Regions from separate parts of the Homo sapiens genome. Here region 2 is linked to region 1. Evidence: read pairs that join two places in POLR2A ChIA-PET (ENCODE). Cell type or tissue: HepG2. All regions are shown on one strand. Each heading gives the region's core, and the rest is flanking DNA. Links, peaks and the distances in the headings are about the cores only.

What was found. ChIA-PET counts read pairs that join two places held together with the same protein. Peaks named below come from ENCODE experiments on the same cell type or tissue, not always from the same donor. Only the 100,000 strongest peaks of a DNase experiment are listed, where the experiment ranks them.
Region 2: POLR2A ChIA-PET joins it to region 1 with 10 read pairs; 2 of 35 experiments call an interaction of 5 or more read pairs at or near these places.

Annotation. Positions count from the first base shown.
Region 1 is chr13:21,099,819-21,102,728 of GRCh38, reverse strand. It overlaps the pseudogene IPPKP1. Among named protein-coding and RNA genes, the nearest start is that of SAP18, 39 kb to the left of the region's middle. RefSeq lists a silencer at 516-683. In HepG2, for the core only: no CTCF peak of the experiment used is centred there; DNase peaks (open chromatin) are centred at 468 and 1,418; H3K4me3 peaks cover 798 bases.
Region 2 is chr13:20,952,359-20,955,268 of GRCh38, reverse strand. No RefSeq gene overlaps it. Among named protein-coding and RNA genes, the nearest start is that of LINC00367, 4.4 kb to the right of the region's middle. In HepG2, for the core only: no CTCF peak of the experiment used is centred there; a DNase peak (open chromatin) is centred at 1,698; H3K4me3 peaks cover 685 bases.

The sequences.
Region 1 (2,910 bases), core at 411-2,910:
GGTAGTTCTTCCTTCCCAACCAGTGCTCGTCTCTGATTATCTAATGCGAAAAGCCTTATTCTAAGACCTAAGGTTTGATCTGCTACCACCAGACTCTTAACATAGAAAACTTGACTTGTCACATACATTTTACAGTTTGGACTTTTAAGAAAACATGGATACTACTGGAACTTTCCCCAGCTGAGTTACATGGTCACTTTTTCAGTGCAAGCCACATATCAACACAGGTTTTTAGGTGGTACCTTGCTGCAGAGCATGACCTCACAGTCATGCAGATGCCAGTTCTGAGCAATGTAGACTCAGGGTCCCTGTGGAGGTGCTGAAGCCCACAGCTCCAGGTGGGGCAGCAGGGAGTGCGAGACTCAGGTCAGGATGGACACCACTCATGCGAGCATTGACCAATTTTTTTGCTTTACGATTTTATCTTTCACATGAGGGGGAGATGAGGTGTTCTTTCCCACTGGAAATTGCTGCTGTAGAAGCTGGAGGTGGAGCTGTGACTGGCTGAGCTGCTGTGTCCGGGCAGGACAGTGTGCCCTGACAGCTCACTGCTTTCCTGACACTCCGGTGTTTGGGGTGGTTGAGGAGCTAGTTTTCTCTTCCTCCCAGACCAAGTTCCTCCCTCAGGTTTGCCTTGAAACAAGTTGCGTTTTTGGGCCCCATGGCCTCTCCCTGTCAGGCTGCCACAGGCCCTGCTTCCGGAAGGTGAACAGCTCCTGTCTGCTGCCGAGAGGTTTCTCGTTGGGGTCACCAAAGTGTGCCCGGCTGCTATGAAAAACGTTGGGAAACTTGGTTTCAGTTTTTTACTCTAGGCTAGGTTGTACAGACTGATTATTTATATCATCGTTTTGAGGGACTAGTGGAGGCTTATTGTAACATATAATATTAGTGAAACCATGGAATTATATGAAAATGATACATGAGAAATAAGGAAGCTATTTTGCTGACTGTAAATTTGGGGGGGGGGATATTTTGTGATAACTTGAGAATTATACTTGTTTGAATAAATAAAAAAAAAAAGAGGCCCCCAGAGACCCTCACTTCTTTGGCCATGTGAGGACACAGTGAGGAGAGGGCTGTCTAGGAACCAAGAAGTGGACCCTCACCAGGCATGGAATCTGCCAACCAATGCCTTGCTCTTGGACTTCCCAGCCTCCAGTAATGCCAGAAATAATTTTCTTGTGTTTATTTTGTTATAACAACCAAATGGACAAACACATACTTTCCTTCATTTTCCGAAATGTTTTACAATGATTATATATTGCCATTATAATAATTTTTTCAAGACAGAATAAAGGTACTGTTTGCCTGGGCTGCGAGAACAAAGTGCCATTGTACACGAGGTAGCTTAAACAACGTTTACTTCCCCCACAGTTCTGGAGGCTGGAAGTCCAAGATCAAAGTATGGGCAGGGTTGACTCCTGCGGCTGGGAGGGGAATCCGTTCTAGGCTTCTCCCCCAGCTTCTGGTGGTTGCTGGTAACCTTCGGTGTTGCTCAGCTTGTACAAACATCACCCTGTCTCTGCCTATCTTTGTCCAGATAGCCTCTTTTTTTTTTTTTTTTTTTTTTTTTGTTGTTGTTGTTGTTTGAGTCAGAGTCTCACTCTGTTGCCCAGGCTGGAGTGCAGTGGGGTGATCTCGGCTCACCGCAACCTCCACCCCGGGGCTCAAGCAATTCTCGTGTCTCAGCCTGCCAAGTGCGCCACCATGCCTGGCTAATTTTTTTGTATTTTTAATAGAGATGGAGTTTCACCATGTTGGTCAGGCTGGTCTCGAACTCCTGACCTCAGGTGATCTGCCTGCCTCGGCCTCCCACAGTGCTGGGATTACAGGTGTGAGCCACCGTGCCCGGCCCAAATATCCCCTTCTTATAAGGACACCAGTCATATTGGATTAACCTCATTTTTTCTTGATTACCTCTGCAAAGACCCCATTTCCAAAAGAGGTCACATTCTGAACTTACTGGACGTTAGAACTCCAACCTTTCTGGGAACACAGTTGAATCTCTAACAAAGATATTTCCTTAAATTGAGAAAAAATGATAGATTTCTGACATTTAATTGTCAGAAATGTGTGGAATTTTAACCCGTGCATGAAAATAAGACATTTCCCTGGAAACATGAACAAGTTTTCTTAAGACTGATGCTTTCACTAATGTCTAAAGCTGTCTGAGAAGATTTGGGTCACAAATTCAGGACAGCATGACAGGAAAGCACATCTTTTCAGAAGACGCTTTTCCATTTGCTTTAATTCTCCACCACTGAAGCATCCCGTGCCTGCGGGATGGGCCTCGCTTTCTCTGAGAAGAGCTGAGCCAGGTCACCACCAGAAGGGCCCTCCTGTGCCGTGGGGGCATCAAGGTGTCCAGGAAGCTGGGAGTCCTCAGCAGTCAGTACTTGTCCCTGCACCGCAGCGAGGAGAGGCTTGCTCTGGAAGAGCTACTTGACCTTATTAATGCTTTCCCAGCTAGGGCTGCTGGGAAAACTTTTCTTTTTTCCCTTAGAAGATGCTTTCATTTTCAAGAAAATGTCCTTAATATTACATATATACAGACACAGGCACACATGCCGGTATCTATCTTGAAGTTATCAATACATGCATATTATCTATTTATTTATTTTTTAGAGATGGAGTCTTCCTCTGTCACCCAGGCTGGAGTGCAGTGCCACAATCACGACACACTGTGGCTTCCAACTCCGGGGCTCAAGATCCTCCCACCTCAGCCTCCCAAGTAGCTGGGACTACTGGCACGCACCACCACGCTGGGCTTATTTTTTATTTTTATTTTTTAGACACGCGGTCTTACTTTGTTGCCAGGCTGGTCTCAAACTCTTGGCCTCAAGCAGTTCTCCCACCTCAGCCTCTCAAAGAGTTGGGTTTACAGGTATGAGCCACCGCTCGGCCTTAAAT
Region 2 (2,910 bases), core at 183-2,682, 150 kb after region 1:
CATAACTACATAACTGCACTCCAGCCTAGGTGACAGAGTGATTCCCTGTCTAAAAAAAAAAAGTTAAATTCTTTCCTCGTATAGTGGGAGACACTGTAATGAGATCATGCCTAAGATGGAAAACTCAACATGTTGCATTACCAGCATGCAAGTTGAATACAGGTTCTTCGTTAGATGCATGTTTTGAGACTATTTTATTGAATTTGCTTAATGATATCTTTTAAAGAGCAGAAGGCTTTGATTTTGAGGAAACTCAATTTATTATTTTTCTCTTTTTTATTTTTTATTTTTTATTTTTTTTGAGACGGAGTCTTGCTCTGTTGCCAGGCTGGAGTGCAGTGGCGCGATCTCAGCTCACTGCAACCTCTGCCCCCCAGGTTCAAGCGATTCCCCTGCCTCAGCCTCCTAAGTAGCTGGGACTATAAGTGCACGCCACCAAACCCGGCTAATTTTTTGTATTTTAGTAGAGACGGGGTTTCACCATGTTAGCCAGGATGCTCTCGATCTCCTGACCTGTGATCTGCCCGCCTTGGCCTCCCAAAGTGCTGGGATTACAGGCGTGAGCCACCACACCTGGCCCATTTTTCTCTTTTACAGTGAATGTTTTTGTGTTCTTGTTAAGAAATCTTTTCCTACCCTAAGATGATGAAGAAATTCTCTTGTGTTTTCTTCTAGAAGATTTTTGGCTTTTGCTTTTATATTAGATCTAAGACTCATGTCTAACAAATGGTTGTGTTTTGTGATCTTTGTTAACTGACGTGTCTTACTTCTCATCAACTCCCCAGTGCCGAGCGCATGGTAGGCACCCATAGTTTCTGCTGAATTCTGTGTTCCTCTCCATGCTCTTCGAGCCAGGCCTGTGTGTTCCAGACATTTGTTTTCTTCTCACTCTTCCCATCACTCAGCGCCCAATGCTATGTTATACATAATAATAACCCTCAGTAAACAGGTGTCCAAAGATGGCCAGGTGTAGTGGATCATGCCTGTAATCCTAGCACTTTGGGAAGCAAAGACAGGTGGATCACTTGAGGTCAGGAGTTTGAGACCAGCCTGACCAACATGGCAAAACCCCGTCTCTACTGAAAAAAAAATACAAAAATTAGCCAGGTGTGGTGGTGGGCGCCTGTAATCCCAGCTACTCGGGAGGCTGAGGCAGGAGAATTGCTTGAACCTGGGAGGTGGAGGTTGCAGTGAGCCAAGATCGCGCCACTGCACTCCAGCCTGGGCGACAGAGCAAGGTCTCCATCTCAAAACAAAAACAAAACACACACACACAACCAAAAAACAAAGAGGCTGAGAGCAAATGCCACTACCGTGTTTCCCCCTCGCGCCTGTGGAGCCAGAACGAGGCTCTCTGGACCTGGAGGTGGGTTCCTGCAGATGAAAGGAGGGCCTCGCCCTGCACTGGCGGCACGCACCGGGAGCCATGGGACGCGGGCCGACGTCAGCCTTCTGGTCCTGTCTTCCTGGGATCTTGCATATTGCCCAGAGAAACTCATTGCTGCTGTTTGTTTGGCAGGCTCTGAATTTTAAAGGCAGTTTAGCCTGTAGGCTGAGGCCATTTCTTTTCTCCCTGGGAACCCTTTGATCTTAAATCTTATCTCATAGTCGCATGGAGTGTCTTTTCAAAGTAAACACCACCTTGCTTTGGGAAGGACACACAAAGTCAATAATTAGTTGGACACAAACTTTTTTTTCCTTAATCTACCCAAATACCAGGTAAAAAATCAACTACCATCATGTGATGCAGCCGTCAGCTTCCTGCTGAGAAAAAACAAACAAACAAACAAAAAGAACACATATCCTTTGGCTCCCGTCACAGCTCAGCAAGGACAGGAATTGGAGGGACACCGAGGCGGAGCCGGGGAGCAGACACAAGCTCTGCCACACCCCTGGTGTCCTTGGGACACTGGGAACAGGGGACTCAGGCAGGCTTGCAAACCACTATGTGTCCTTGTTTGGTGCCTCTTATTTTCACCTCCTGCAAGAAGACACGACAGGAGAAACCCCAGGAAGGAGCATGGGGTCTCCACGGTGTGGGGGTGCTGGGCCGGGGGGCACTTGCTCCGGGGCCCACAGCTGCCTCCTCCACTGCAGGCCCAGCTGCGTCCCTTCTTGGGACTGTTGCCCCAAGCTGAACTCCTTTTGCATTCCTTCAGGAAACAGCTCCAACTTGGGCAAATCAGTCCCGATAGATGACTTCCGTGGGGTTCCAGCGCCTAAGAGGTCAGGGAGCAACTCCTCGGCCCCGCGTTGGTGCCCCGCGATCCTGCTCCAAGTGCCTCACCTCGGTGGCATCTGAAGCCTGAAGGTGTGTGACCTTGGGAGTTTTTCTTAACCAGAGGCTCGGTGTTCCTAATATGAAATGAAGACAGCAGGCGAGGCTCGGTGACTGACACCTGTAATCTCAGTGCTTTGGGAGGCCAAGACAGGAGGATTGTTGCCATAGCCCAGGAGTTCGAGACCAGCCTGGGCGAGACCACCTCCCCAAGCCCCGCCTCACAACTGTCTATACTAAAAATTACAAAATTAGCTGGGCTGGTGACACACACCTGTGATCCCAGCTACCAGGGGGCTGAAGCAGGAGCATTGCTTGAGCCCAGAATTTCAAGGCTGCAGTAAGCTAAGATCGTGCCACAGCATTCTCGCCAGGTGACAGAGCAAGACCCTGTCTCTGAGAGAGAGAGAAAGAGAGAGAGAGAGAGAGAGAGAGAGAGAATACAACAGAAGCATTGTGAGAATTCAATGAACAATATAGGCCAAGTGCTTGAGACATCTTAGACGCTCCACCACAGGGAGTCAGCTTCCCTCCCTTCCATCCCCTGCCCTCTCCCACACACCTGTGCTCTCGTCCATCAAAATAATTCAGCAATCCTTCAGACTCCCATTCCTCTGCATACGTTTTGCATA